Regions from separate parts of the Homo sapiens genome. Here region 1 is linked to region 2. The links are chromatin loops, found by intact Hi-C in ENCODE. Cell type or tissue: Calu3. All regions are shown on one strand. Links, peaks and the distances in the headings refer to the core of each region. The heading gives the core; the rest is flanking DNA. Region 1 overlaps TRANK1 (tetratricopeptide repeat and ankyrin repeat containing 1). Region 2 holds the start of LOC105377030 (a long non-coding RNA gene).

The links. Peaks named below come from ENCODE experiments on the same cell type or tissue, not always from the same donor. Only the 100,000 strongest peaks of a DNase experiment are listed, where the experiment ranks them.
Region 1: it touches region 2 in a loop (4-fold over the local background); 20 of 110 quality-filtered maps call a loop at or near these places.

What each region holds. Positions count from the first base shown.
Region 1 is chr3:36,864,341-36,879,593 of GRCh38, reverse strand. It overlaps TRANK1 (tetratricopeptide repeat and ankyrin repeat containing 1), which reads left to right. Exons shown (of 24, transcript NM_001329998.2): 9 at 5,298-5,468; 10 at 15,114-15,253. It also overlaps the pseudogene CBX3P10. Among named protein-coding and RNA genes, the nearest start is that of LINC02033, 49 kb to the right of the region's middle. RefSeq lists enhancers at 2,816-2,985, 10,433-10,492 and a silencer at 13,723-13,898. In Calu3, for the core only: a CTCF peak has its summit at 10,521 (motif pointing right); a DNase peak (open chromatin) is centred at 10,553.
Region 2 is chr3:36,782,967-36,799,226 of GRCh38, reverse strand. It overlaps LOC105377030 (a long non-coding RNA gene), which reads left to right and starts at 14,942. Exons shown (of 3, transcript XR_940722.2): 1 at 14,942-15,094. In Calu3, for the core only: no CTCF peak of the experiment used is centred there; a DNase peak (open chromatin) is centred at 6,686.

The sequences.
Region 1 (15,253 bases), core at 7,254-15,253, 77 kb before region 2:
ATTTGTATATTTATATATATTTATATATTTATATATTTATATAGATATATTTATACAAAATCTGGGTCTTGGTTTTTTATTTGCTAGTGTGAAGAAATAACTACATTCTAATGAAAATCAAGTTTGATATGTTCATTTTGAAATGGTATTGGGAGAGTTGTTGGGTTTGTTGTTTTTTTTCATCAGTAGAACTGGTTACTTTGAACAAAGAAACAAAAGCTCTCTGTAGTTGCTTCCTTTATCAGTAAAGAGCATTCAATACCATGGTATATTATTTCCTCTGCAGTAGGGAACAGATTTTCTAAATGTTGGGGAAAATTCTCATAGTCATTAATCATAACTTGGCTTCTCATAAGCCTAAGGATCATTCTGGTTGTTTTGTTTTTGTGTATGTATATATAAAATGCATATGTAAATAGTTTTCTTTCTTTTTTTTTTTAAACAATTGCCAAAACCAAAGTCCCAGGTAAGCCCATGTTTCTAATATGCCATCATTCTGAGCAATGTAAGAGATAAATCACTTCCAGATAAATTGAAAATTTTCCTGAAGCCATGTGTATCAAGTGAAATAAATGATTCTAATTAATCAGACAATTTAAATTGATATTTTAAAAGCATTTATATATAAAAATGCAATGGTTTGTTAGCAAAATTCCTTAAAGAAAAATTTTATTGTTGCCAACAACCCAGCAGCCTCCCTATCCAGATGAGGAAACTAGGAAAATCCTAGTACGTTTTAATTAAACAAGACAGTTAAATGGGCATTTAAAAAGATTTCTTTTAGTGAGCCATTTCTTTTCTTTCTTTTTTTTTTTTTTGAACTTTCATTTTAGGTTCGGGGGGGGTACTTTTGCAGGTTTATTATATAGGTAAACTGCATGTCATAGGGGTTTTGTGTGAAGATCATTTCATCACCTGGGTAATACGTATAGTACCTGATAAGTGTTTTTTCTGATCCTCTCCCTCCTTACACCCTCCATCCTCAAGTAGGCCCTAGTGTCTGTTGTTTCCCTCCTGGTGTCCAAGTATTCTAGCTGTGTAGCCCTCACTTACAGGTAAGAACATGTAAGTTGAAATCCCTGTTGCTACATTGACCTAAAGGTCATGATTCATGGACTATCTAAGACGTTGCTCACGGAAACTAATCAGATGGTTAGAGATGTTGGTAGTTTAGGACCTGCAGCTGTAAATGAGTGAACCAAGTCTTGTAATCTAAAGCAGTGGTCCCCAACCTTTTTGGCACCAGGGACTGGTTTTGTGCAAGACGATTTTTCCACAGATGGTGGGGTATAGTTGGGGGTGGGAGAAGAGGATGGTTTTGGGCTGAAACTGTTCCACCTGAGATTGCCAGGCATTAGTTAGATTCTCAAGAGTGGCAACATAGACCCTAGATCCCTCACATGCGTAGTTCACAACAGGGTTGCACTCCTATAAGAATCTAATGCTGCTGCTTATCTGACAGGAGGCGGAGCTCAGGCAGTGATGCTCGCTGTCCTCTGCACACCTCCTACTGTGAGGCCCGCTTCCTAACAGGCCACAGACCAGCACCTGGGGGGTTGGGGACCCCTGATCTAAACTATTGACTCGCATGTTTTTTCTTTACCTCAACTTATTCCTTACATGTAGGCTTAGTCTTTTCAGTATTTGTTTTACTGGTTCAGCAGAAGCCAGGAAAAACAACTTTGTATTAATCAGAATGTTATCCAACTGTATATTGTTTATTATTTAAAATACTGGTGAACGATGGTCAATAAATAGTTTTGTATTCCTTTAAAAAATTCAGACACTTTCAAAGAATGTGATAAAAAGTAAATCTCTTTCTACAAAATCAACTACTAAAACTTTTTTTGTCAGTCTTGCTAGTAATGTATATGTATAATGCCAGTTTTTTCCCTTTTAAATATAAATGTAGGTACACTGTACATTCTGTTCAGCAACTTGCTTTCTTCACTGAACAATGTATCTTAGTCATCTTTCCCTAATAGTATCTGCATGGCAGTTTCATTTTTTTAACAACTCATACTAATAGATGGTTAAATGTATTTTAGTTCATTTTGCAATTGAAAACAAGGCTTGGAGACCATTCTTTTACATACATGTTTGTGAATCAGTGGGGTTGCATCTATAGGATGATTTCCTTGTTAAGAAATTTCTTGTTTGAAGGAACTGTACATGTTATTTATTTGGATACATTTTAATTTTATTTAAATTTTAAATATATTAAAAAATCAAAAGGTACAAAATGTATACATCAAGAGTCTATTCTACTCTGTCCATTAGGCAGCAAGGAATGAGTGTTACTAATATCTTACATTTTTTTCTGCAAATATTTTATGATGTACAAGTAAAAGCGTATATGTTTAAGATGTGCTAGCTTATTGGTATGCATTTGGATTTTGAAAGCTATTGCTAACTTAAACCCCAGAAATGTTGCCTGAACACTGGGTTTATTATCTCCTTCTTAAGTATTGTTTGGTACATAGAGAATCAAGAACTTTCCAGATTATTTAAGTTGGCCTAAATTTTAAACCCATTTGAAAAAATTGCAGTGTCAGTTGGGCCTTAGAAATCTTCAGCTTTGTTTGTAATTTGGTGGGTGCTTGTTGTTACAATGGTCTCATTGGCTCTGGTACATAGAGATTTCAGAGGCTCAGGAACTCACCAGAGCTGGGCAGCAGCAGAACCCGTCTAGATATGGTTAGCTCCTGAAATTGAAGGAGTGAGGTTGGATCATTACATCTGTCTTGGTTAGAAGCTACACTCAAACTGGTTTAGGCAGGAAAGAGAATTTATTGTCTCATGCGACTGAAGACTCCAGAGTTTGGTTCAGGTGCTTGCTTCAAAGCTGTCTTCATGAGTCTGTCTTGCCTTTTACTCCGTTGTGTGAAGAAATAACTATGTTCTAATGAAAATCAAGTTTGATATGTTCATTTTGAAAGTGGTGTTGGGAGAGTTGTTAGGTTTGTTTGTTTTCATCTGTAGCGGTTTGTGGTTATTTCTTCTTTCTGTTAGTTTCGTTTTCAGACAGGCTGTCTTTCAGTTAAGGCCACCAGAACCTTCAGGCTTACTTTCTGCCAATTTGTCAATCTCAGTCAAAGAGGATACCTCCTCCCAATAGCTCCTAGTGTGTCTTAGTGACCTGACTTTGGTCACATGTCCTCCCTATGAACCAATCAGTCACTAGAGCCAGAAGAATGGAATGATCTGATTGGCAAGGCCCTGGCCAGGATTTAGCCTCTGGAAGAGGGTATGGGACAGAGCTAGAAGAACAGAATGATTTGAATGGCCAGATCCTGGTTAAGTGTTAGCCCCTGGACCTGGGCGTTGGTGAAATGGTAGAGAATGTGGTTGTCACAGGGGTGTGTGTCAGTCGGTCTGGTGTTCACACCATCAAATCTGGTAAGGCTGAGAGAGAGGAGGTGCTGTCTCAAAGGAAAACTGGGTGGTTCTCAGAAAAAGGGAGAATGGATACTGACCAGACAAAAAAATAAGTCTTATTTGTTGGTGGTTTTCAAATTTTGCTTCCTTATCCCCCCTTAAAGAATTTTGAAAACCTGTGTACCTCTCTGCATGTATTTAAGTTGACATCTGGAATTTTGTATAATTTTGTACACATGGATATTTTAAAATAAAACTGTTATTTCACTTCTTTACTTGTATTTAATAGAATGGAAATGACGTCCTCCCAACATTTCTGTGATTGTAAGGCTCTAAGCGTTACTTTTTTTCTGGATTGAATTATTCCTAATTATCAATATGGAGCTTATCAAAACAACATAAATATAGTGAAATTTCTATAATTGTTAAACATAAAAATAAAATTCTGGGGGGAAGTAGGTAGGGGATGGATTATGTAGTGCCTTTTAAAAGACGTTTTGCAGGTATCAGTTAGTTTTAATTGTCCTTTGGGTTGATACCCTGGAGGTTAGGAGTTTTTACCCCCTTTGGGGCAGTATACTATAGTTATGCTGTGTCACCATACACTTAGTGGCTTGAAACAACACCCATTTATTATACGTCAGTAGAGTGACATGATGTGACTGAGTTTTCTGCTCAGTGTCTTGCAAGGCTGAAGGTGTTGGCTTTGGCTATGTTCTCATCTGGAGTTCTGGGCCTGCTTTTAAGCTCACATGGTTGTGGAAGAATCCAGTTCTTTGCCATTGTTGGATTGAGATCCCAGTTTCTCTGCCGGTTATTAGCCAGAGGCTGCTCTTGACTTCTGCAGGCCACACACATTCCTTGTCCTGCCTCTTGTATCTTCAAAACCAGCAGAGGAGAATTTCTTGTGCATCAAATCCCTCTCATACTCTGAATCTCTGACCTCTAGAACTTTGACTGTTAGGACTCATGTGATTAGGTCAGGCCTCTCTGGATAATCTCCCTATATTAAGATAAACTGATTTGGGACCTTTGTTTCATTTGCAAAATTTCATCACAGCAGCACCTAGGCTAGTATTTGATTGAATAACTGGGAAAAAGTGTGGATGCACAGCAGGTCAGAAATCTTGGGGGCTTAGAATTCTGCCTACCACAGTGAGATTCTCGATGGGTGGGAAATATGACTTAATTCTTTTTTTTTTTTTTTGGTAAAGTGGGAGAAGTGCAGTTGCCTTCTCAGGAGGTGAATTTTAGGAAAGCTTACATATGGAATTTGGAGATTAGGCATTGAGTCATTTAACTCTCTGTGCCCATTTAAGTCTTTGTGTACCCCCAGGGATATACCTGTTTCATTCCGCAAACAGTTGCATCTGTGACCACAGACATACGTTGATGCTTGGCAAATGGATACATCAGAGCAGCAAATGGAGTTGGCATCCAGGGAGTTGGGGCTAGGAGGGTGGTAACAGTGACAACAAAACAGCCCCTGATGCCAAAGCAATCACCGCTTTCATGTCCTGTCTCCAGGCAGACTTTTCTCCTGGAAGAATATTTTGTTTCCTCTCTAGGGAATAAAGAAATCTGAAGTCACAGCTTGATGTTATCCTTACAGCTGTAACTGTTGCTTAGTAACCAGATTCCCCCTCTCCTTGCTTGTTACCAAGGAGAGGGGAGAAAGGTAGAGAGGAGCGCACTTCTGAACCTCTTGAAAGCTATTGTCCTTCCCACTCCACAAAGAACTCCTTGCTTCAGGGAGTTGAGTGGACTACCTGAGGCTAGCAGTGCAGGCTCCACAAACAGAAGACCCTAGTCCTCTTGCCCTGGGCTGCTTGGGAGGAGACTGAGAAGAAGAGCACTCATGGGGACATCTTATGGAAGGAACCATGACAAACACCCCTTCTCATTTTGGCCTGCCCTAGGACAAACAGAGGATGTGCAGATGCTCCTGCGCTTTGGGGCAGATCCCACTTTGCTGGATCGACAGTCTCGGTCTGTTGTGGATGTCCTGAAGAGGAATAAGAACTTCAAAGCCATCGAGAAAATCAACAGTCACTTAGAAAAGCTAGCTACGTGTTCTAAGGACCTATCAGGTACAGCTTCCAGTGTATTAACTTTTGGGGGGCATAAAACTGGTTCTGTGACATTAGATACAAATCAGTTTATCTCTTTTTGGTATATATATATATACACACACATATATATATGGAAGTGAGACCTACCAATCTTTGGAAAACTTGTTTGCTTTTTTTTTTTTTTTTTAAAGGTAGAATGAGATAGCTCTTATTTAGAGAGATGCTATGACATTCTGGGAACTTTTTCAAGTCCACCTTTTGACAGTGTGGGTGATTTTTTTTTTTTCCCATGCATGTACACAGCAAAAAAAGGAAAAAAATTAGACAGAATATGAGATAACAAAATCAAGTCTATTCCTTAGAAACAATTATGGCCAACAATTTAAAATACACGTACATCTCTATTTCTTGGTTTATCAATTTTGGACAGCATCTGCTGACAAGACCACGTAAAAGATGAAGTGCTTGGCTGTGTCAGTCCTATTTGTTGGGTTTTGTTTAGTAATGCTACGTGTATCATTTATATTCTATTTCTTAACTCTAAGTTTTTCATGCTGCATCTACAGATTGATTCTAAAAATTGCAAATTAGTGAATGACATTTGCATGGTAGTATAATTATGTAAATGTTACTCTTTCTACAACTAGTAACATGGGCAGACCTATAGAAAGGAATCGCCAAATGTCCTGAAAACTTTGCTCTTTAAATGTGATACTCTTTAAGCATCTCAGTTTAATGAAACATGTATATATTTTTATACTTCTTGTAGTTTTTGCACTCATACATGACTCCTATGGCTACTGTTATCCACATAGATTTCCTCCTTGATATGTTGGAGTACTTGGTCAAGTAAGTTTTTCATGGAGGAGGCATAGATAGTAGACTTACAGAATTTTTGAAAATGTCTTTCTTTTACCCTCATATTGATGGATAATTTGTCTGAATATAGGCATTGTATTTCTTCAATAGTAAGTTACACTCCCCCCTGCCTCCCAGCAATTTTAACATCTTTGAAATGGGAATGTGTTTTATAATCAGTGACATGTCATAGTTTAATGGCAGTCTTTTCTGGTATGTTCATCGATATCTATGGTATCTTAGTTTTATGAAATGTACTGTAAAACCTTGTTCCTCACAATGTATAAATTATTTCATTATCTTCTAGCTCCCATTGCTACTGACAGAAGTCTGATGTCAGTCTCATTTTTTCCCCCTCTAGAATTTTCTCTGTCCTCGGAGTCCTGCAATTTCCCTAGTATGTATCTAGATATGGGTCCTTCCTCATTCTTCTGGCTTGGCACGTGTTGGCCCCTTGCATTCTGTTTTCTTAGCTCAGGGGAATTATCCTCTATTATTTTGTTCCCATCCAAGTCTCTTTTCTCTTTGCCACTGCTATTAAATGGATGAGCTTCTTGAATTTATAATATATGTCTCTGTACCTTTCCCTACTAGTCTCTATCTCCTTTTCTCTTCCCAGATCTTTAAATTCATCTAAAACTTCTCCTTTTATAATTTATCTTGTCCATTGCTGCATTTTTTAATTTGGAAAATTATAGTTTTAATTTCTAGAACTCTTTTGATTGTTTCTTATCTATAGCAGCTTATTCATGTTTTATATTTGCCACATCTTCTTGAATTGCATTTAAAAAAGCAAATACTTTTTTTTTAAAAAAAGTTTCTCCTTTCTTCTCTGAATTATTAATGTTACTTTTGGGGTTAGTTGACTCATTTTCTTTTTTTTTGAGACGAAGTCTCGCTCTGTTGCCCAGACTGGGGTGCAGTGATGCGATCTCAGCTCATTGCAACCTCCCATCTCCCAGGTTCAAGTGATTCTCCTGCCTCAGCCTCCCAAGTCATTGGGATTACAGGCATGTACCACCACACTCGGCTACTTTTTGTAGTTTTAGTAGAGACTGGATTTCATCATGTTGGCCAGGCTGATCTCGAACTCCTGACTTCAAGTGATCTACCTGCCTTGGCCTCCCAAAGTGCTGGGATTATAGGCATGAGCCACCATGCCCAGCCTGACTCACTTCTTGCTTCTCTTTTGTGCTATTCCTTTTCCCTAATTATCTTCTGATCTTTGGATGGTTTGTATGTATGACTGAAGGACTAGATTGATTAATACTTAATAGTTGGTAAGCATTTATTTCCTGCAGTTATTTAAATGTGCTTCCCTAGAAACACTCCCTCTCTTGAATGTGCAAGTGGGCAGCAAATTGCAGGCAACCTGTAGAGGGCATGTGTTGGGGTGGGAGATAGTCTGTCAGGCTGCAGATTATTGCAATTGCCAGAGTGAGAAAAGTTTTATGTGAGGGAGATTGAAGCTGCTTTTTAAACACTTCTCCCTTGACTCCATTTCCCCATTTATGTTTTAATTTTTATTTATTTATTTTAAAGATGTCATTTCTATGAGACTGTGAGAACAAGGAGAGAGGGGTAGAGCCCTCTTTTTATTTTTTTCCTTTTCATGGGTGTTCTTTTAAAGCTTTGACATATGATGTTTAGTTTTTAAATGACCTCATGTTTTTAGGAATACTAATTTCTTCGTGAGGTTGTATAATGAGTAGGTCATTGTGGAATGCTTTTTGAGAGCTTGTGCATATCATCTCAGTTTCAGAATGGTTTCCATGATTTGAGAAACTCCAAGTAGCCAAACAGGTCAGTGAATTTTCAGGCTTTAAAATAATGGCAAAAGAAGAACCACTGGTTAGTGGTAGAGAATGGCTGACTTGTTTGATATATATATTTTTAAGAGACGGGGTTTCACTCTTGTCACCCAGGCTGGAGTGCAGTGGCACGATCTTGGCTCACTGCAACCTCCGCCTCCCCGGTTCAAGCGTTTCTCCTGCCTCAGCCTCCTGAGTAGCTGGGATTACAGGCGTGCACCACCACACCCAGCTAATTTTTGTATTATTAGTAGGGACGGGGTTTCAGCGTGTTGGCCAGGCTGGTCTTGATCTGCTGACCTCAGGTGATCGCCCACCTTCGCCTCCCAAAGTGCTGGGATTACAGATGTGAGCCACTGCACTCAGCCTGCAAATTTTATATTTTATTAATTTTAATCTCAGTTCTTAGAATACTGTGCATGTTCTATTTAGTGTTAAAGTCTTTGGCCTAAGTCATTCATGTTGGTTTAGTTTTTAAGGTTTTAGGTTTTTTTTTTTTTTTTTTTTTTTTTAGTTTCCTTGTATAATACAATCCTTGAATATCTGTTAATCCTAAAAATGCCTTGTCTTCTGAGGCAAGGTTCTTGCTCTCGCTTCTCTTCTCTTTCCTTCACCAGTTAAATGTGACCTGGGTTTGGAACCAAGAGAAGAGACTCAGTAGAATCTCAGTGTGTCCCCTTTTCACTCATTAGAATTCACCTGTACTTGCTTGGCAGAAAAGCATGCATGAGAGGACTGTGCATCGTTCCAAGCTTGCCATTTGGCTTACCAGGTAGCCTGTGATGGTAGTGGATGCAGTCAAGCCTAAAGCCTTCCGTACTCAATGGTAAACTTGTTGGACGTTTGATTTCTGTAAAGTTTTCCAGGCCACTGGTCACAAAGATTTTCTTGCCATGCTAGAGGAATATTGAAAGACTATAGAGAAACATGAGTGAAAGGAACTAGTAAAAAAAAATCTGTAAAGAGGAGAAGTTAATCAGGAAGGGCTGGCAAGGTGGAGTTGTATATTTCCCAAAGTATTCTAGGCAGTGGAACTCTCTCTCTCTCTCTCTCTTTTTTTTTTTTTTGAAACAGAGTTTTGCCCTTGTTGCCGAGGCTGGAGTGCAATGGCAGAATCTCTGCTCACTGCAACCTCCATCTCCCGGGTCCAAGCGATTCTCCTGCCTCAGCCTCCCACGTAGCTGGGATTACAGGCATGCATCACCATGCCCGGCTAATTTTGTATTTTTTGTAGAGATGGGGTTTCACTCTGTTGGTCAGACTGGTCTTCAAATCCTGACCTCAGGTGATCCACTCCCTTCAGCCTCCTAAAGTGCTGTGATTATAGGCGTGAGCCACCACTCCTGGCGCAGCAGTAGAACTTGTGGAAAAGCCTAAATAAAGCCTATGTGAACTCTATAGGTGATGATCTTTGAATGAAATTATATATTGAATATCACTGTTCCTTTATACATCCAGAGAGTTGTATAGAGTTACATGCATACATTTTGTTTCTAAGATTTTACTGATGGCACAAAGTTTAAAACCTAAGGTGGGGCTGGGGGATCTTTCTAGACTAGGTCCATGAAGTATAATTTTCCTAGATGATGGAAATGTCCTACACCTATTCTGTCTGATATGATAGCCACTCGTCACATGTGACTGTTGAGCAGTTGAAATGTGTGTGGCTCATGCATCTGAAGAACCAGAAATTTCATTTTATTTAATTAACTGTAATTTTATGTAAGTTAGTGGCCATGTATGGGATAATGTAGCTTTAGACTTTAGCTCCCAGAAGGTGTTTCTATCCAGAAAGTAGTTGAAGAGACTGGGAGAATCAAAGGAGGAGGCCCAGGGCCATGGGAATGAAGGAGGATCTACTTTGTTTTTATGGACCTTAATCCTTCCCCATCCTAATCCATTAAAGGGACAGATGGAAGCATTGTCTTTAGGAAGAGCTGCCGCTAGGGAGCTGTATCTGTGCCTAACATTTGTTTTTTGCATCTATGGTCCTGAGCACAATAACATTAGGATTTGAGTTGTTTTACATCCAGATGAATGAACATTCCAATTTACAGACCATGATGAAAGATACTTTCTCCCTTGACTCTTCCTCAAGTTTGCTGTACCCCATTTTGCTGATAACAGTGGTCCTTATCTCTTAGGATGGGGCTGCTTTTGGCATCTAGGTGAGAAATAAAGGGTCTTGCTAAAGATTTCTGCTGTTCTCTAAACCAGTGTTTCTCCATCTTAACATGTACATGAATTATTTGGGAGCCTGCTAAAATGCATGTTTTGATTCAGCAGGTTCAGGGCAGGACCTGAGATTCTGTATTTCTCACTAGCTGCCAGGGCAAGCCAGGGACCACTTTGAGGAGCAAGGCTTTAGTCCTAAATAGTCAAGATTACAGAATGGTCTTTATCCAGTTTTCATAGCCACCACCAGATGGCAGCATGTCCACTTTCTCTACCTGATGTTGCTGCTCAGCTCTTTCCTTGGGACCAAGAAGCGCAAGATTGGAGCCTTTGTTTTTCTCACAGTTGTTTGTGATCTTCTCTCTGATTTACTAGTTCTTGGCCTTTTCGAGTCAGCTTACATCAGGCCTCTGAATCCTTATCTTTCTGGTCCTCCAGTGGGGAGCCAGCTGCTTTCTGCTGTGCTCAGCACCAGGACAGTGCCTGTTTTCAGTATATGCAGGCATAGGGTATTGACTTAAAGGATGTCTGTCATACTTCTTCCTTTTTATAAAACCAATCTTTTTATATACTTAGAAAATTTATGAAATGTAGAAAAGAAACTATTAATTATCTGTAATTGTACCTGCCAGAAAAAAATTAATGTGTTTGTGATTTGGTCATTTAGTCTTATTCCATGCATTTTTAGTTATATATTTATATTTTCTTTTATAAAATGTGATGAGAATGTAAATTTAAATTGATAAAAATGTATGTAATAAAACCTAACACTTTTGCTTTTTAAACCTTATAAAAAGATTTTGGACAAAAATGAAATCTCCTTTTGAAATAATTTATTTCTATTTTCTATTACTTCTGACTATGGTTGCAACTTCAGAAGAGCTTTTTAATTTTTAATTTCAAATCTGTGTATATACACAGTAAGTCATCACTTAACATTATTAACAGGTTCTTGGAAACTGACTTTAAGCAAAATGATGTATAACAAAACCAGTTTTACGGTAGGTTAATTGATAACAAACAAGAGTTAAGTTCCTAAGGCATAGTTTTGGTCACAAAAACATCACCAGACTTCTAAATAAAGATCTAATATTAAACATGGAAATAAATGTGAGCTATATATACATTTAAGAAAGGTTAATAAAAACAAGTAAGATAATTATTTACCGAGTTATTCCAGTTCAGTGTTGAAGGTGGCCAGTTTATTCCGGCAGCTTAGGGAGCCAAGTGGGAGCCAGCCCTCCACAGGATTCCATTCAATTGCAGGGCTCACTCACACACATCCGCACTCACTCAGACTGGGACAACTGAGACATGTGAGTTCACCTATCGTACACATCTTTGGGGTGTGGGAGGAAACCTGAGTACTTAGAGAAAATCCATGCAAAGATGGGAAGAACGTGCAAACTCCACACAGTGTCCCCGGTGGGGACCAAATTTGTTTTCTCATCGATGTTATAATGAAATTCTGTTGAAAGGAATGTTATTTGAGGACCTGCTATATTTGCTAAATGTGATCATTGTTGAAAATTTGTAAAAGTATAGTTTTATATAAAAGCAAATTTATTGTAATTGCATGTTAGCACATTTTTATTCAGTCTTTTGTTGTTCAGTACTTACGTAGTCATCTTTTAAAAAACTCTTGATTATAATGCATAAGCAACTTTGTTTCCTGATGTTTCTTTTGACTCTTTAAGCTTATAGGAAATTTAGAAACAAAATCAGAAAAGATCAGTGAAGTAAACAAGTCACCCACAGCCCTCCTGCCAAGGGATACCATTTGTCAGTATTTAGCAACTTTCCATCTGTATCATTCTCTGATTTCTTTCCTGATGTTTGAATCTTTCGCTCATCTATAACTGCCTTCTTAACAAGTCTGAACCATGTAATCATGTATTTATTATGCAGCTGCATCTAATTGTGTCTTTTGTTGAGCTTAGTATGTTTCTGTTCATTTTCATGTGAGTTTTTTACTAAACTTACTTTCCTGGGGGAAGAATGATGTTTTTGCAAAGATTCTATCAGGCAGACAAGCAGCAAGTTTCCATCAGCTTGATAGTGAAGGAAGTTTCTCTTTTACCAAAGGTCCTATTTTTTTTTTTGTACTGTGAGTTTTCATCCTTTTTTGTTTGTCTTCATAGGTATTTTAGGATGAAGATGGGAGGGGAAAGTCCAGGGATGCTAGCCAGATATTGCTTTACTACACATAATTTCAGTCTCAGTGAGCTTCCAGCCAGGGTGATGTGGGTCTTTCTTTGCCAAATGATTATCATTTTCTGTTCTCTGGAGGATGATGCTATAGTGGATCTTCCTTCTGCCTGGCACCTGAACGTCTCTTGATTAGAGTGGGCAATGAGTGTTTGCCCCGGAAGTGGATGTGTGTATGTTTCTGGTGTTCTGGCTTGATTTATTGAAGTGTGATTTAGATGTGTGTCAGAAGGGGTGGCAGATGTTGGAGAGCTCTGTCTGGATTCCCCTGGATCCCTTTCACCATTTCTGAGTACCCCCTGACATTGGTGTGTGTGCAGTTTGAAAAGTCAGCACCCAAGGCTTGTTTTCAAGGGAGTGTCTTTGGACTTATAGCGGCTGTTTTGCTCTTGCTTCTTTTTAAACCAGAAATGTCTGGGAATTTATATTGTCCAAAGGCAGCCTGCAGCTAGTGACTGATAGATGCGAGAATATGAAAGCTCATTTCCTTTGCCTTGCACAGGGACCACTCTGAAGTGTGACTCACACTCCAGAGCCTTCCTGTGGGATCAGGCTGAGACCACCCTCTGTGGGACTTTGCCTGAGTGCATACCTGGGTTTGGCTTCCCCTCTCACCCTTACTCTGCTTCCCCCACTCACCTACTGGTCTTCCTCCTTAATAAACTACTTGTGGACAAATCTGGTGTCTGCTGCCAGGGAACCTGACTGAAGCATGCTTTTAATTTTTTTCCTGTTTTCAAATAGGCTGTCTCTTTTAAAGTATTCCCACTCTGGTAGAACATGACATTGAACATTCATTCATTTCTTCACAACCATGATAGTGCTACTCTGGGCCAGGCTCTTTTCACTTGGTGTGAAAATAAATGTCCAGTTCTGCTCTCTTATCTGTTCAGTAAGATTCCATTTTAATTAACAATACTTTTTGATACCTAATAAAAAAAATTTGTCATTTTTTCCAACACTTCATCGGTGACTCTTTCTTTCTTTCTTTCTTTCTTTCTTTCTTTCTTTCTTTCTTTCTTTCTTTCTTTCTTTCTTTTTCTTTCTGTCTGTCTCTCTCTCTCTTTCTTTCTGTCTGTCTCTCTCTCTTTCTCTTTCTTTCTTTCTCTCTCTCTCTGTCTCTGTCTCTCTCTGTCTCTCTCTCTCTCTCTTTTTTTTCTTTTGAGACAGGGTCTTGCTCTGTTGCCCAGGCTGGAGTGCAGTGGTGTAATCATTACTCATTGCCGCCTCAACCTCCTGGGCTCAAGCAATCCTCCTGCCTCAGCCTCCTGAGTAGCTGGGACCACAGGCATGTGCCATTACACCTGGCTAATTTTTGTATTTTATTTGTATATATGAATATGTCTATATATATGTATGTGTGTGTGTACATGTGTATGTTTTGTAGAGACTGGGTTTTGCCATGTTGCTCAGGCTGGTCTTGAACTCCTGAGCTCAAGCAATCCACCCGTTTCAGCCTCCCAAACTGCTGGGATTACAGGAGTGAGCCACCGCACCCAGCCAGTGGGTGTTTTCTCATCATGACTACTTTATCAAATAACTTGAATGAAAAAGATATTGCCTTCCCTTCCTTGGCCAGAGAGATGGCTCCTTACTTGGCCTTTTCCACTTGCAAATAAGACATAAAAGTTTGGGTGGCTGACATGTAGTTGGATGTTGCCATCGTGCTAAGCCATCTTTCTGCTGTCACTCCCTGAATTGTTATATCAGTTATTTATTACTGCATAACAAAATACTCCAATTTTCGTGGCTTAAAACAAGAAGCATGCTGGGTGTGATGGCTCACGCCTGTAATCCCAGCACTTTGGGAGGCTGAGGCGAGTGGATTATGAAGTCAGGAGTTCAAGACCAGCCTGGCCAATATAGTGAAACCCCGTCTCTACTAAAATTACAAAAATTAGCCAGGCGCGGTGGCAAGTGCCTGTAATCCCAGCTACTCGGGAGGCAGAGGCAGGAGAATTGCTTGAACCTTGGCGGCAGAGGTTGCAGTGAGTGGAGATCATGCCACTGCACTCCAGCCTGGGCGATAGAGTAAGACTCCGTCTCAAAAAAAAAAAAAAAAAAAAACCAAAAAAACAAAAAAACCCCCAAAAACCAACAAGCATTTATTTGGCTCCTGATCCTACAGGTCAGCAATTTAGTCTGGGCTGTTCTTATGGCCTTAATTGAACTTACTCAAGGGTCTGCAGTCTTTGCTGATGTTGGCTGGTTTCTTTCACATCTATAGGGTCTCAGTTTGGACAACTAGGCCAATTCCTTCCTGTTCTATGTTGTCTCTTATCTCTCAGTAGGCTAGCCTGACTTGTTTACATGATGAAGGCCACAGCCTCAAGAAAGTCAGCAGAAGTATACAAGGCTTCTTGAGGCCCAGGCTTAGAAAGGGCACAAAAATCACATCTACTGCATTCTATTTGTCATAGCAAGTCATGAAGCTAGTCCAGAATCAGGGGAGGGTGGAGGGGAAAGAGGCTCCACTTCTTGATGAGAGGAGCAGCAAGTCACACTGCACAGCATGTGAGTATGTGGAGGGTTGGAGAATTGTGGTTATTTTTGCAATCTGTAACAGCTGCAATTTCTGTATTCAGAAGCATTACCTGGTGCTGTTTTGTAGGATTCAGCAATGGTGATGGACCCACTAGTGAAAACGACATTTTCAGGAAGGTCTTGGAGCAGCTGGTGAAGTATATGAACTCAGGAAACCGGTTATTGCATAAAAACTTTCTGAAGCAGGAAGTAGTTCAGAGGTTCTTG
Region 2 (16,260 bases), core at 3,413-11,412:
ACCTGACAAAAACAATAAATGGGGGAAGGATTCCCTATTTAACAAATGGTGCTGGGAAAACTGGCTAGCCATATGTAGAAAGCTGAAACTGGATCCCTTCCTTACACCTTATACAAAAATTAATTCAAGATGGATTAAAGACTTAAACGTTAGACCTAAAACCATAAAAACCCTAGAAGAAAACCTAGGCAATACCATTCAGGACATAGGCATGGGCAAGGACTTCATGTCTAAAACACCAAAAGCAATGGCAACAAAAGCCAAAATTGACAAATGGGATCTAATTAAACTAAAGAGCTTCTGCACAGCAAAAGAAACTGCCATCAGAGTGAACAGGCAACCTATAGAATGGGAGAAAATTTTTGCAATCTACTCATCTGACAAAGGGCTAACATCCAGAATCTACAAAGAACTCCAACAAATTTACAAGAAAAAAACAAACAACCCCATCAAAAAGTGGGCAAAGGATACGAACAGACACTTCTCAAAAGAAGACATTTATATAGCCAACAGACATATGAAAAAATGCTCATCATCACTGGCCATCAGAGAAATGCAAATCAAAACTACAATGAGATATCATCTCACACCAGTTAGAATGATGATCATTAAAAAGTCAGGAAACAACAGGTGCTGGAGAGGATGTGGAGAAATAGGAAGACTTTTACACTGTTGGTGGGACTGTAAACTAGTTCAACCATTGTGGAAGACAGTGTGGCGATTCCTCAGGGATCTAGAACTAGAAATACCATTTGACCCAGCCATCCCATTACTGGATATATACCCAAAGGAATATAAATCATGCTGCTATAAAGACACATGCACACGTATGTTTATTGCGGTACTGCTCACAATAGCAAAGACTTGGAACCCATCCAAATGTCCAACAATGATAGACTGGATTAAGAAAATGTGGCATATATACACCATGGAATACTATGCAGCCATAAAAAATGATGAGTTCATGTCCTTCGCAGGGACATGGATGAAGCTGGAAACCATCATTCTCAGCAAACTATTGCAAGGACAAAAAACCAAACACTGCATGTTCTCACTCATAAGTGGAAATTGAACAATGGGAACACTTGGAGGAAGGGGGACATCACACACCAGGGCCTGTTGTGGGGTGGAGGGAGGGGGGAGGGATAGCATTAGGAGATATACCTAATGTAAATGATGAGTTAATGGGTGCAGCACACCAACATGGCACATGTATACATGTGTAACAAACCTGCATGTTGTGCACATGTACCCTAGAACTTAAAGTATAATAAAAAAATATAAAAACAAAAATATGTTTAGGGCATCAAACAAAAGGTTAATTCGCCATTTCCCCTTGAATCTCATTAAGAGATGCATTCTCAATAAAAGTTTTATTTTTTAGTTTAATAATTGCTTATCAAAACTAATAGGACCATTTATGCAGTTTTAAACAACTGTGTCCATATAATGTAACTATCTAATATAATAAAATTGCAAAATAATATTATATTAACCATTAAATTACATATTAGATCACTAGTTACATATTACATGAATCATTAACATAATTAAATTTAAAAGACTGATTTCATATTATATATTTTTATTGCAGAAAACTATGATGGAATGATCAGTTAAAGGTTTCCTAGTATAAAGGTAGAATGGAATTCTCTGGGGATATGAGATGGAAGTATAAGTTCAAGGAGAAAAAGGAATGATATAATTTCCAATTGTTAACAAGACATTTGTTCATATATATATATTTTTAAATGTTGATGATGGGTCTTAAATTGCTTTGGTACTTACACTCTTTTGGATATTTAAAAGACCAATGTGATAGTTTTATTTTAAAAGTCAGTATCTATAATGCACTAAAAATGACATTCCTTACAGTAAAACCGACTCATGTTGAAAAATTTTAGATGACATTAAAAATGTATGAAGATGTATATAATTTTTCAAAATTCTTTTAGGGGTATATATGCAGAAAAGTTCAAAGGAGAGACAGAAACTTGTGCAGCACCAGGGATCTTAGCAGCAAGAATTCATGGACTATTTGAGGTATTAATATCAGATGATTCAGCTTCAACAAGCTTCAGGCATTGTGCTTTTCCAGTTAAGAGTCAAATACCCAGGAGAGAGAATCTGGTTGTCCAAGCATGAGTCATTTTCCCTGTTCTATGGTCATAAAGGCAAGGTCCTGTGACTGGCAATTCACAAGAACCAACTACAGTGGAGAAAGGTGGGTGTCCCTAGAGGAAGTGATGTTGGTGGACTAAAACAATATATCAATACTGTATGGGATTTCTAAGAAGATTCACTTTTTCCCTTCTCTCTCTCCACTTCCCAGGACCTGAGCAATTACATGACTTTGATAAGAGTATTTTTATCTTAATGGCCATAATGTATGACTCTCCCATCACTATGGTGAAAGGAAATGAGGATATTTAATAAAGTCTTTTTGACCCACAAAAGAAAATATAGAAGGAAAGAAAGAATATGGCTTAGAAAAATCTGTGGTTCATGCTGAATGTAATGCCTTCATCAATCATAAAACATGCAGGCATGTTCATGGGCCATTTTATAATTACCCGTGATAAAACCACTATTTAACTCATTCCAGGGAGGTTTTTTAAAAAAATTACTATTATTATTTTTAATTAAAGGAATGTAGTCCAAGCATGCTGTTTTCTTGGATCTAAATAATTACAGAGAAAGAGATGAGAAATATTTAGAGAAATGGAGAGCTAAGAAGTTCCTTGGGCCAGTTTTCTCAAACATCTGTTGTCTCAACTGTGCTTTTGACAAGCAAGTCTGAGAAGGCAATTGGAGAAAGAGTTTTCTGGCAAGTGCCTCAGAAGAGGCATTACATTTTAAGTAAAAAATATTTATGTTCAGGGTCCAAATGCTTTTACACACTTACTGAATCTGCCTGCTGGGATGCTTCTTATAAATCAGTAGTTTTCACTGAGGGCTTATTTGCTCCACGGAGGACTATGTCTGGAGACATTTTTGGTTGTCATAACTGGGAAGGCGTTACTGGAATCTTGTGGGTGGAGGCCAGCAATGCTGTTAAACATACTGCAATGCACAGGACAGCCTCCACAACAAAGAATTGTCCAGCTCAAATTGTCAATAGTGTTCAGGTTGAGAAAACCTTTTGATAGTCTTGGTTTTGAGTGACAGGGGGCAGTAAGATCAAGAGGAATCATCTATTAATTCTATTATATACATGTATCACTGGTTTTCCAAGTTAGTTTCTGTTGCAGGTTGGGTTCCATGAGAAACTGACTCTGAGATAGAGTTTAGCTTGCAGGATATTTATTAAGTAGAGGCCTGGGGATCAATGCTTATGAAAGGGAGAGGCAGAAAGCAGAAGTGAGCCAAAGGAAGGTCCAATGACAGCCATGGCTCTCTAACTAGAACGATGCTTCAAAGTTGTCCAAAGTTGGGTCAAGAAGTCCAGGCCTTTTATACCCTATCTTGATTAGTCATTGAATGTTGGCTATCCTGGGAAGAGTGTGACCTTGGTTGAGGGGACTCTGAAGCTGAAGCAATATCTGAAGGGGCTGAGGGCTCAGGACTATCCACTGACAGGCCCCCCCAGCAGTTGGGGCAACAAGTTATTCCCTGGAGGGGCTTCTGGGCAGGGCATCACAGTCTCCATCACAAAATATGGGGGTTTCAGGATCAGTAGGAAAGATAAGGAAGTAGAGGAATTGTGCAGGTGAGGGCAGGAACTGCTAACACTACCATCTCCTCTTTCAGGGAAGAATGAAATCAAAAGGCTCTTTTGGAAGCTGGGGCCGTTCTTGCTGGGTAGCAAAGAGAACAGCATTTCCAGGTGAGGAGCTCCCACATTCGCCCTCCCTCGTGGAACCGGAGCCTTGCTCACAAACTGTTGCAATGGTCACCTGCTTAAGGCACAGTAGATGTTTGAAAGATTAGGAACTGTCGCCTTCTGTGGGAAGGGTGGGGTTACTTGAATAAGGTAGCAGTTGGGTGCACCAAATTGAAAGACACTGAAGTGAATGAATATGGAAAGTGAGGATCCATTAGAAAAAGAGACTGAGTGAGGAAGGGAGGGAGGTTCATCCACAGTGGTCATTCCTCTTGAAAAGGCCAAAAACCCTTTCAGATGGAGCTCCTCCTTTGTTTCTCCCTCGAGTTTCTATTACTCTGAGGTTGTTCAGACCATTTGGTACAGAAACTTACATGTGTGTTGTGATGCTGTGGTTTGGTCTGGGTGGGGTTAGCAAAGTTGGATGGCTTAAGGAAGGATGGATAGAATCTGTCCTAGTCATATCCTCATGGCTGTGAGGATCTCAAGGGGAGTCACCAGTAATTATTAGCAACAATGGATGAAACCAGGAGCTGGTTGTGTTAGCAGATGCTGATGTGTGAGGGGCAGTAAGCCTGAATTTCCTAGTTGCCTCCTTAGGTGAGCAGGACTACTTTTGAGTCAGTAAGAGATGGGGAGACAAGCAGGGGGCACTCTGCTATTTCAAGTCACATGTAGAACCAATGACTTATCTTTGTAAAGCTGGGAATGGTTACAGGATATGTTGTACATGGAAACTATCAGTCTTAGGTGTAAGGGGAAAAAACTGAAAATAGGTGGTGTATGTTAACTGTTCAGATTAGTGTGTGAAGAGGGATTGAAATCTATGGTTCTAAAACCCAGCTGGACAGGCAAGAGGAGAATTCAGGTATTGGAGTGGGACTGTATAAAACTGGAAAGAGCCTTAGAGGTTGACTCCTTTTAGCCCTGCACCCTGACACACACACACACACACAAACACACACACACACACTTTACAGCTGAGAAACTGAGGCCAGAGAAGAAAGAGCTGAGCCAAAACTTTACACCCATTGTGGTAAATCAGATGATCATTCCCAACTGTTGGCTGCTGCTCTCCACTGGGTTTATAGCCACAGTGTCCCTCGCAGGTGCCCCTGTCTGTGGATGGATTATATTTCTGCTAAGGACGTCAGGGTTGGCCATTTTGACTTGCTTTGGCCAATACACTGTTCTATTTACCATATGTAAATATAAGCTCTAAGTGCATCAGAAGGCCCACCATTGCTCTTTCCCCTCTGCCATGAGACTGGTGTTCATCTCAGAGAGGGGCTGCACATTTAGCCTAGATCTCAGAATGAAGAAGACATGTGGGCCGGGTGCGGTGGCTCACACCTATAATCCCAGCACTTTGGGATGTTGAGGCGGGCAGATCAATTGAGGTCGGGAGTTTGAGACCAGCCTGGCCAACATGGTGAAATCTTGTCTCTACTAAAAATACAAAAATTAGCTGGGCATGGTGGCACATGCCTGTAATCTCAGCTACTCGGGAGGCTGAGGCAAGAGAATCACTTGAACCCAGGAAGTAGAGGTTGCAGTGAGCCAAGACTGCGCCACTACACTCCAGCCTGGACAACAGAGCTAGACTCCGTCTAAAAAAAAAAAAAAAAAAGACACATGGAGCAGATCTGTAGTTGACTCATGGCCCACATGTAATATGAACAAGTAACAATCCTTTGCTGATGTAAGCCACTGACATTTTGAGATTTTCTTTTATTTTTTAAAAAAATCACAGCATATAACTTAACCAATGCTGATTATTCCTAAGAGTGGGCTAGGCAGGCCAAAGACAGGATGGGGCCAAGGCAAAGGGCCTAGTTGAAAAGATGTCTCAGAAGAGACTAACTAAAGTTTGGTGAGGGAGAGTGTCTTTGCCATTATATAATACAAGAATAAAAAAGACAGCATCTACATCACCATTGCAGACATTGCTAATCAGCTATGGCACTTTTCCTACTGAGTGCTCCTGAGAAGGTTCAGAATCCTTCTCAGTAGCACCACATGTTAATCAGTGTTTCAAGCAAGATTGAATCCATTTGCTAAGAGCACAGACTTTGAGGCCAGTGCTCTGATTTCACATTCAGGCTTCACTGCACACTCTTGTGTGAGCTATGTGAGTTGAGTGAGTTACTTAGCCTCTCTGTGCTTCCTTCTTTGTAAAATGGGAATCGTGCTAGTGTGTACTTCCTAGGGTTGTTGTGAGGATTAAGTGAGTTAGATATATAGAGTACTTACAACAATGCCTGGCACATAGCGAGTACTGAATGATGACGATGTTGATGAAATTAGAGAAGAAGAAACTGAGACCTAGTCATTAGTGGAGCCTAGCCTGGCTGTCGCTCATATGTACCTCCCCATTCCCAGCCTGCCTTATTAACAAGGGGTGCTGGGCAGAACCAAGACAGTGATGGAGAGGTGTTCCCCATGCTATGGGAGATCACCGCTGAGGAAGATTAATATGGTCAGGGACTGATATGTAGGCCTGAATGCTGTGAAATCACTAAACCATGTCAGAAAGTGACATTAAGAAAGGACCCTGCTGCTTCCTTTGCTTCAACATCTTCCCTTTCTAGGAGCCATCTTTTTAGATTGAAGTATCCTGATCAATATAGTCGTTTGCTGTTTAATAATAGAAGTGCATCTCCATTATCCTCATCCCCTAGGATCCCTAGGCCCCTTATAGGTCTCTTGCTTCCTGGGGACTGACACCGGCCCTGTTGCTTGGCTGGCGGGGTGGGGGTGGTGGTGCTCAGGGTCTGCCTATCACTCCCCCTCCCTTGAGCTATGGGTATCCCTATGGGTACCAAGGCATCCGTAGCCTGGGGAGATGCCTCTTGGTCAGCAGGTCTTGAGCTCCCCCTGTGGGAGAAGAAGATTCCCAGGCTGATCTAGAAGGGCCCCTCTACAAATCAATGCAGATGGTGCAGGGAACTGAGCCTGCAGGCGAGTTATTTCTTAAGCTTTCCAGGTTTTAGTTTGGAAACTGTTGTCTGGATCCAGGTGGGAGCCATCTCCCTTCCTCCTCTGGCTATGCCCTGGATCTGCCCTCTTCTGCCTCCCTCCATTTTTGCTCTTACTTCTCTTTTTTAAAGTGTGCTCTGGAAAAAGACTATAATTGTCTCATCCACACTGCAATGTAAGTATATTCATTCAAGGAGTGTTTATTGAATGTATTCCATACCCTGGCTAAATCCTGGGGACACAGATGCTCTAGAATGTAAGGACCATGCAGTACAGTTCTCCTTGGACTGATCTAGTTCTTCCTCCTTTCTCACTTGCAGTTCTCAAGAATAACTGGCATGTGCTGGAAATATAACATCTTGAAATAAGGAGGAAGTGGCCAGAATACTCTGGGCTCTGATCTTGTCCCTCCTAGAACAAGGTGTCCTTCAATGCCTTAGCCCAGCATATCATGTTGTTCCCAGGGTATAAAACCCAGGAGGACTGCTTTCCCGGCCCTTCAGCTGTTGGGCAAGTGGGGCACGTGAAGACAGGATTCCATCCACTCAGGACAGCTTTTCTGAGCCTTGGGAACTGACTTGCTATGAATTCTAGGCTTTTACTCTTTCTTGCTGTCTATCTGTGAGTAAAAACGTTGCTTCACTTAACTTGCATGAGTGTTCTGTCTCACTGGACTCAAGCAAGTAGTAGAAATTGCAGCCCAAGATGCAGTGGGCTAAAGTGGTAACCAGTGCACAGTGAGCCAGCTTTGCAGTCCATGGAGGCAGAGATATTCACTGTTCTGTTCACTGATGACTCCTAAGGGGCTAGATCAGTGCCAGCCATATAGAAGGAGGTCTATAAGTATTTGTTAAATGAAAAGACATAAAAGAACTATGGGAAACAGATATACAAAGAGCTAACTGTTGCAAGGGAGCAACAACTATTTGGGCTGGTGGAGCGGGGGTAAAAAAATTTACCAAGACAGTTGTGGATAAAGAACGGCAGATTTGTGAGAGACAGTAGAAAATACTTTGTTGTGATGAGGCAATGGGCAGAATCAGCAGAAGAGGAGTGGACTGCCAGGAAACAAAAGCTTGCTGGGGATTTTCTAGAAGAGTGTTTATGCTGTGTGCTGAAGAGGGCTTTGTGCAGTACCGATGATGCCAAGGTTGCAATGGATAATTTGCAGGTGCCTGGTGGCAAGTTGTGTGCAGGAGGGCTGCATATCCAGGACATTGAAGAAAGGCAGACTTGCCCCTTATCTGCTTTCTCTTTCCTGCTTTCCCCTGCTCCCTCTAGCCTGCTCCCTTTTCCCTTTCCCTTTCCCCTGCTCCCTTTTCCCTAATTAGGACTCTGCACTAACTGCCACACTGTGGCAAATACACAGACGTTGTAAGGATTGGGGATTATGGAATTCTGGCTGCCTAGTAGGAGGTGTTAGGAAGGGCTTCACGAGGAGGAGATGATTAGGTTGAATCTTAACGAATGAGTCAGAGTGGAGCTGGGCACAGTGCTATGCACCTGCAGTCCCAGCTACTTGAGAGACTGGGATGGGAGGATAACTTGAGCACAGGAGTTTGAATCCAGCCTCGGCAACATAGTGAGATCCTGTCTCTTAAAAAAAATGAGTCAGAGTGACTTGTGAGAAGTCTGAGGCGAACGGGAAGAGCATTCCTTATCGAGGACCATATAAGCAAAGGCCCACAAGTGAGCAATTCATAGGCTATGGGGGCTAAGGAAGAGGGAGGCATCAAAACTGACTCCCAAATTTTTGATTTAGGCAATTGAGTTGATATTGGTTCCATTCACTGAGCCAGGGAGCACTGGAGAAGAAGCATGTTAGATTTGAGATGCTTGTGTGACAACTAGATGGAGACCCTATGGGTGATAAGCTGAAGGATGAGTATCCAGCTTGGGGGAAGGGATGGGATGCAGGTAAGGGCATGAGAAGGTGGCCTGAGGAGCATGACTGCGGGATAGAGCCATGGAGCAAGCAGCACTTAAAGGATGGACAAGGAAATAAATTCTGTGAAGGAGGTGAAGAAAGAATGGCTAGAAAGGCAGGTACCTACAAATGTCAAGGGTATGGAGGGATTTTAGGAGGTGAGAGGGGTCACCTGTGCCAAATGTAGGAGTGTATGAGGCACAGTGATTGGAACATTCCCACTGGGTTCAACAGTTAGAAGGTCTTGAAACACTTAGCAGGAATTGTTTTAGCAGAAGAGCAGAAGCCATTGGGTTGAAGAGTAACTTGGAGTAGAGAAGGTGGCCCTGAGCAGTGTCAACAACTCCTTTCAAAGGACTGATGAAAAGCTGGCAACAGCTAATCCTTCTCACCATCCTGGACAAATTAACATTTTGATAAGGGCAAAACTTGTTTTACTTTAAGTTCATGGAGTGCAGGTCCTGTAATAAAGCATGAAGTGTCAGTGTGTCTGTGGGAGGTGAGTTTTCTACAGGGTGAGGAGGAGGGACTTGATTCCAGTGCAGTGGTTCTCACAGTGTCTAAGTGCTGAACCAGTAGCATCAACATCACCTGGAAACTTGGTGTAAATGCCAAGCCTCAGCCTCATCCTGAGGAATTCTGCATCAGAACTCTGGGGGAGACCTAGGAATCTGTTTTTATAAACCCTCCTGATGATTCTGATGTACACCAAAATTTGAGAACTGCTGGTCTGGAACCCTCTTTGAGAATCACTCTTCTAAGTATTTTATTGGATTTATACATTATTGGGTAAGAATTGGCAGCTTTGCCATGTTAAGTTACCCTAGCGATGAAGATTGCGTAGCTCTCCTTTTAGATACTTCTTTTATGTTCTTCATAGCAGTGTAAAATTTTCTCTGCAGGTAACGTGGTCATTCCTTGTTGTTAACTCTGACTCTTGAGTGTTTCTGTTGCTAGTATGAATGGTATTTTATCCCCTACAAGATTATCTGATTGATTTTTGCTTATGTAAAGAAATGGGGCTATTTTGAATTTACCATACAGAGAAGTGAACATAAGAGGACAACTCAGTGAAGTTCCACAAACTGAGCACTTCCTGTAACCAGCACCCCAGATCAAGAATCAGAACGTGACAAGCACCTAGAATCCACCTTTTTGCCTTCTGTTAGTCACAATGTCCCCAAGGGTAAATACTACCATGACTTCTAACTTATGTTTCTTTTGCCTGTTTTTGTTCTTTATATAAATGTAATCATATGGTGTAAAATAGTTTGCATCTGACTTATTTTGCTCAATATTGTGTTTTTTCTTTAATTTGTAATGGGCAAAAGTTATGTATATTTCTGATGTACAACATGATGTTTTGATATATGTACACATTGTGGAATGGCTAAATCATCTCCATTCAGCCTGTGTCCTGCCCTTTTGATTTCCCTGGTGGGAATCAGATAAGAGCCCATTGTATCTCCCTAATTTTAGGATAGTCAGCTTTCTGAAGTCCTCTTTCTTGTCTTGAAGCAAAGTAAAAATTGCAATTCACCTTTACCTCCAGGAGCCAGATATGAGTTTCAAAACCACTCTCTAAGACATACTCCTCAATCATACTGTTTATAAATTGAAGTAGGTGAGGACTTACAAAGGTCATGTGTTCCACTGTGGGATATCTACTTTGAAAGGGGTGGTCTGTCCCTCAATTCCATTTCATAGCTTGGGCACTCATTCCCAACTTCCATTTTAACATGCTGACATATAACATTACTTCAACTAATCCTAAAACTCTGCAATAAAGATATTTTCATCTCCATTTGATGAGGAGACTTCCTGAGCCAGAGGCTAGGAAGCTAGGAGTTCAAATTACTTTCCCAAGGCCACCAGGTTGGTGAGCACCAGTGCTAGGATTCCAGCCCAGGCCTGTCTGACTCCAAATTCTGTGTTGAATCCATAATAATACAAAATAAATGTTGCAGGTTGGGTTCTCTAGAAGCAGATGCTGAGACAGAATGCAGGGCTCATGGTGTTTATTAGGAGTCAAAATATGTAAAGGGAAGGGACAGGAAACAAGATTGGGAAGACAGAGAAGTCAAACTGCAATGCAGGCTAGGCACAGTGCTCATGCTTGTAAGCCCAGCACTTTGGGAGGCCTAGACAGGCAGATTGCTTGAGCCCAGAAGTTCAACACCAGCTTGGGCAACATGGTGAAACCCCATCACTAGTAGTCTCAGCTACTCTGGAGGCTGAGGTGGGAGGATCACCTGAGCCCAGGAAGTTGAGCCTGCAGTGAGCTGAGATTACGCCACTGCACTCCAGATGGGAGTGAGACCCCATTTCAACAAAACAAAACAAAAAAATTACAATGCAGGCCTGACAAGGCCTTGCCCTACATGGCAGGGTGTTCTGGAGCAAGAAGAGCTATCTCCACATGTGCTGAAATGCCTGGGCCTTACTGCCCCCACCTCACTCAGTCTCTGATGTGGGCTGCCCCCAGAAGGGCATGACTTCCACCAAGGTGGCTTTCTGCAGTTGAGCCTGATCCTGAAGGAACTGGCAGCTGGAGGCAACAAATCCTGCATTGGTGGGGGCTCTGGGTGACTCATCTCTATGCCTGAAGCACCATGAAGATTTGAGACTTCTCCTGGACCTGACTATTCCCTTCCCAGTGAGAGGCAGCACCAGTTCTGAGTAGGGCAGAGGGCAGAGGGCAAAAGGCAGATGGCAGGATATTATGGGAGCTATGTCTGTAACAGTCATCAACTGGGAGACGGTGAGGGGAGAGGTCCATTCTGAGGAGCCTGTGGTGGGCTCTATGAGGGGGTTGTGGTGTCTGAGAAGTGGGCAGCCTCTGTGGAAGGAAAAGTGGAAGCAAGATGCAGGGGTGGGTGTGGGCAGGGTCAAGAAGAGTCTCTCTTTGAAAGAAGAAGCAGCCTCAGGAACCCAAGCTGAGGGAGGAGCCTCCAGCACTTGGCTGTGGTAACCCTCTATGGGAGTGGCCTCTTTTTTATTAAGCCATCTTTTAGCTGACATGTGAAGAGTGAGCAAATGCTGGCTGGATGAGGAACTGGGAAAGAGCATTTGAGGCATATGGTGCAGCATGGCAAAGTCTCTGAGGCTCAGAAGAACTTAACCAGGTCTTAGAATGAGGCTATAGTTATCAGATCAGAGCAAGTGTAGGAGAAAAGGCCAAGAGGTACACAGTAGACCAAATCATGCAGAGGCTCGTAGGCTGTGGGGAATTTTGCATTTCACTCGAAGAGCAAGGAAAGCCATTGCTCTGCTGATCTGAAGCAGGGGAGAGCCCTAGAAGAAAAGTCCAGGAGTGTACAATCAACATACAGACTTAGGCTTCTTTCAACAAAGGACATGTTTGTTTTTTCTCAATTCTGAAAAGTGAGTAGGAGTTAGACAGATGGGGGTAGAGCAGGCATGTGAGAATGTTCTAGGCCAGGGGTTGGCAAGGCTTTTCTATAATGGGCCAGATAGCAAATATTTTCATTCTGTGAACCATATGATCTCTGTGGCTGTTATAGCACCAAAGCAACTGTAGACAATATAGAAGTGAATGGACATGGCTGGATTCCAGTAAAACTTTACTTACAGAAACAAATGGCAGGCAGGATTGGCAGAAATGCCCTGTGGGCCATAGTTTGCCAGCTGCTGTTTTAGGCCAGGGGACAGCAGGTACAAAGGCCCTGAGATGGGAAGGAATGAGGTATATTTAGGGAACTGATTCATGGACAATGTGGCTGGAGTTATTAAGCAAGGGGGTTAGCAGCTCAGAAGAAGTATGGAGTTAAGGGCAGGTGCTAGATGATTTTACAGTCTTGTAGCCCATGTTAATGATTTTGTATTTTACCTTAATGGGAAGTCATTGAGTAATTTAAACACTTTCAATTTAGCTATAAACATATACAGAAAAATGCACATATGATAAGTGCATAGTTTACTGAATTTCCACAAACTGAATATCCACATAAACAGCACCCAGACCAAGAAACGGAATATTATCAGAAGCCAAGAAGGACTCACTTTGTACCCCCTGCCAGTCCACACCCGTCCAGTAAGCACTATTTTGACTTTGCACAACATATATTTGTTTGCCTGTTTTTCTATTTTATGTATATGGAATTATCTGTTATCTGGCCTCTTTCACTCAAAGTAATGTCTATGAAATTTGTCTGTAGTAGTTGTAGATTGTCCATTCTCATGATATGAATACACAATTGGGTTGTGAATAAGCATTTGGGATGTTCTCAGTTGTGGGCTGTTATGAATTGTGCTGCTCTGAACATTTATGAACATGTCTTGATAAATATGCATTTCTGTTGGATGAATATGCTTAATGGTATAATTGCAGGGTCACAGGATGGTTGTATATGCAGCTTTAGCAGATATTATAGAATCATTTTCCAAAATGATGATACCATTTCACATTCTCACTAACAAGGTATGAGAGTTCCAATCTCTTCTCACACTCACCTACACTTGATATTCTGCACTGAAAAATTTTAATTTTTTAGCTATTCTGGTTGTTTTGTAGAGATATATCACTGGGGTTTTAATTTTCATTTTCCTAATGAGTGAACAGGGGAGCATCTTTTCAAAATTTTATTGGCCATTGTAGACTTTTCCAAGAGCATAAAATGATCACATCTGCATTCTAAGTAATCCTCTCTGGCTTTTGGTGTGGAATATCTATTTGTGGATGCAGCAGGAATCCAAACAGGGATTTGAGTTAGGAGATTGTGGCAGTGGTCAAGACCAAATGTGATGATAGCTTGGACTAGGGCAGAGGTAGTTGAGTTGGAAAGATGTAGATGAATTTGAAGGCCGTTTTGGAGGTAAAATTGTCAGGACCTGAAGGTGGATTAGATGCAGGGACTGAGAGAGAAGAAGGTATAAAAATTGTGGCTGCAAAATTTCTGGTTAACACACCATTTCTTCCTATTCTGAATTTTAGGTTTGAGATCATTTCATATATTTTCTTTAGGGTTTTTTGGTTACTTTCAAAAGCCTGGAGAAGAAAATTTTAATTGGAAAAAAGAAACACATCGAATATGGTAATTGAATATGACCTTTTTATTATTCATTTTTATTTGACATTTCTTTCTTATTCTCTCAGGTTTCTGAATTCTTGTTCCAGATGGCTCAGAAATGAAATAATCATAAGAACCTAGGTAAGTATTATATTGGTTGTGAGAAAATTCTCAGAAGCATAGGGCCCTTTAGAGACTGCTGGTCTGGCTGGTGAGGTAAAGAGTTTTGAGACATTTTTTATGACCTGCTCTTTCTGTGGCTTATTTCCATGCAGCTTCTGGGAAGGATGCAAATCTTGTGGAAATCAAAAGAGTCACCCAGGATCTTAACTAGACCCATGCTCAGAAAGCCCTCCCCAGAACTGGCAGGGACTGAGATGGATTCCTCTGAAAGATCTCTTGAGGCCTGAGGAGCAACCAGGGAGAGGAGAGCTACAGCCTAATTCCTGGCCAAAGCTCAAGGAGGCTATGGCCATGAGTGGCCATCAATTTCTTTAACATTTTTTATTCTTTTAAATAAGCCAAAAATTACTGTTTCTTTTCATGGCATAAAGCAAGTTCTTAACCAGGGCAGAAAGCCCTATCTCTGGCTTTCAACAAGGGAAGTAGGAACCTAAGCGATCGTGGGCCTTCATCTCTAGATCAGCATGGCAGGCATCAGCTGTGATTCATGGTGGTCTTGTCCACAGAGTCCATATTAGAATGGAGACTGTGGCACAGCAGCCACATCTATGAATTCTTTCTTGAGTTCTTTTTTTTTTAAGGGAGCTCCTTGTTACCCTGGCCTAACTACCCAGAACACTTCAGCAACTCTCACTCACATTAGCCAGCTTCCTCTGGGTGGTGTAGGCTGAACAGAAAGCAGGTATCTTGGGAGTCTCATTAGCTGGTCCCCGGAATGTCCCTGAGTCATGTTGAATGTTCCATGATTTAAGTCTCAGAAGAGTCATTGGCGTCTGTTAACAGAGCAGCATCAATTTTATGTCTCTAGAACACGTTTTTTTCCATGGAGCTGATTTCCTTTGGGCAATTCCCATGATGCACTGACTTTGTCTCTAACACACTTAAAGAAGAAAAATTTCATTGAGCATTGGGAAGTTTACAATAAACTCCCACACTTACACTCTTGGGATTTTCTTGGAATTTCCTGTCTGATCCAGATGTTTTCCTCTAACAATTTCCCAGATGTAAAGATAACCAAATTTCATCTGATGACATTTGCTTGGAATTTAATCAGTATTGTTCAGCTGAGGGCTCAAGATGTGTCTCTTAAAGCCCCAAATTCCCACTCAACTTCTCATAGCCATTATGACTGATTTAGCTGAATAACCTTGGGTAAGTCACTTAACCACTTGGAGTGTCTGATTTTTTTTTTTAAACATGTAAAATGGTGATAATAACTTCTCTCTCTGCTTTACATGTTTGCTTTGAGGATGAAATAAGCTAAGATCTGGGAACTTGCTCTGTGAAGGACTCCTCAAATGAGAATCATGACTGAGGCTGGCTTTACCTTCAGATCATTACCAACTGGACTGTGAAATTTGGTGAATTATTTGAAAACTCTTAAGCCTCAAATTAAATTTATTAGTCCCACGTTTTGCATTCCAGTGCCATTTTTTTAGGTTCCAGGCATTGCATTTAGAAATTTCCTTTAAGTCAATAAGATAGGTATGAATGTTAACCTGATTCACTTATTTTTCTCTGCCTTTAGATTGGAAATTCTACTGCTGCTAGGTAAAGAGTAGACTCACAAATAATATCTCTGATTTCTTGTGAACAGTTTCCTTAAGTCCAGGCTCACAGTAAAATGAGAAGGAGCCAAGTAAGTAGTATTTCCATAAACAACAGCAACAAAAAGATATTTACTTTGATTAAAAAAACAAGGATTACATACTCACATACTCAAAGCAAAAAACATCTAAACAGTGAGATCCAAAGATGTGTTATTTCCATGTCTATGGAAACCAATTACTGAGACAGATTAAGTATATGCATTGTTCATAATGTTTATATTCTCTTTGGCAATTATTCTTTAGAGTCTACATTTTGGATGGCTATCTAGCCTTGGCTTTGTATTGAAATGGTTTAAATGTTTTCCATCAGTTTTTTTATTACAAGTCTTTCATTCATGTCCTGTTGTTGGATTTATCACCATGTACCTCCACCAAGAAGGGCTCATAGATACTATTAATATATTTCTTGAGATCCTACATGTTTGAAAATGTCATTGCCTATATGCGTAAATGTCATTTGGAGTGAACATTGTCAAGTGGTCATGTCTCCTTTCTCTGAAGACTTTGGAAGTTTTGTTCCACTTTCTCAAGCTTAGAATGTTGCAGTGGGAAAGTGTTATCTGATTTGCTTCCCTTCATTATGAGTCATTTAATTTTCTTTCATATGTCCATTCTTTCTTTACATTTCAGGGCCAGTAACTTTACCAAGATATGGCTCAGTGTTAGTGTTTCTGAACTTTTTCAATCTAAAGATTTGAGGTTTTTAAA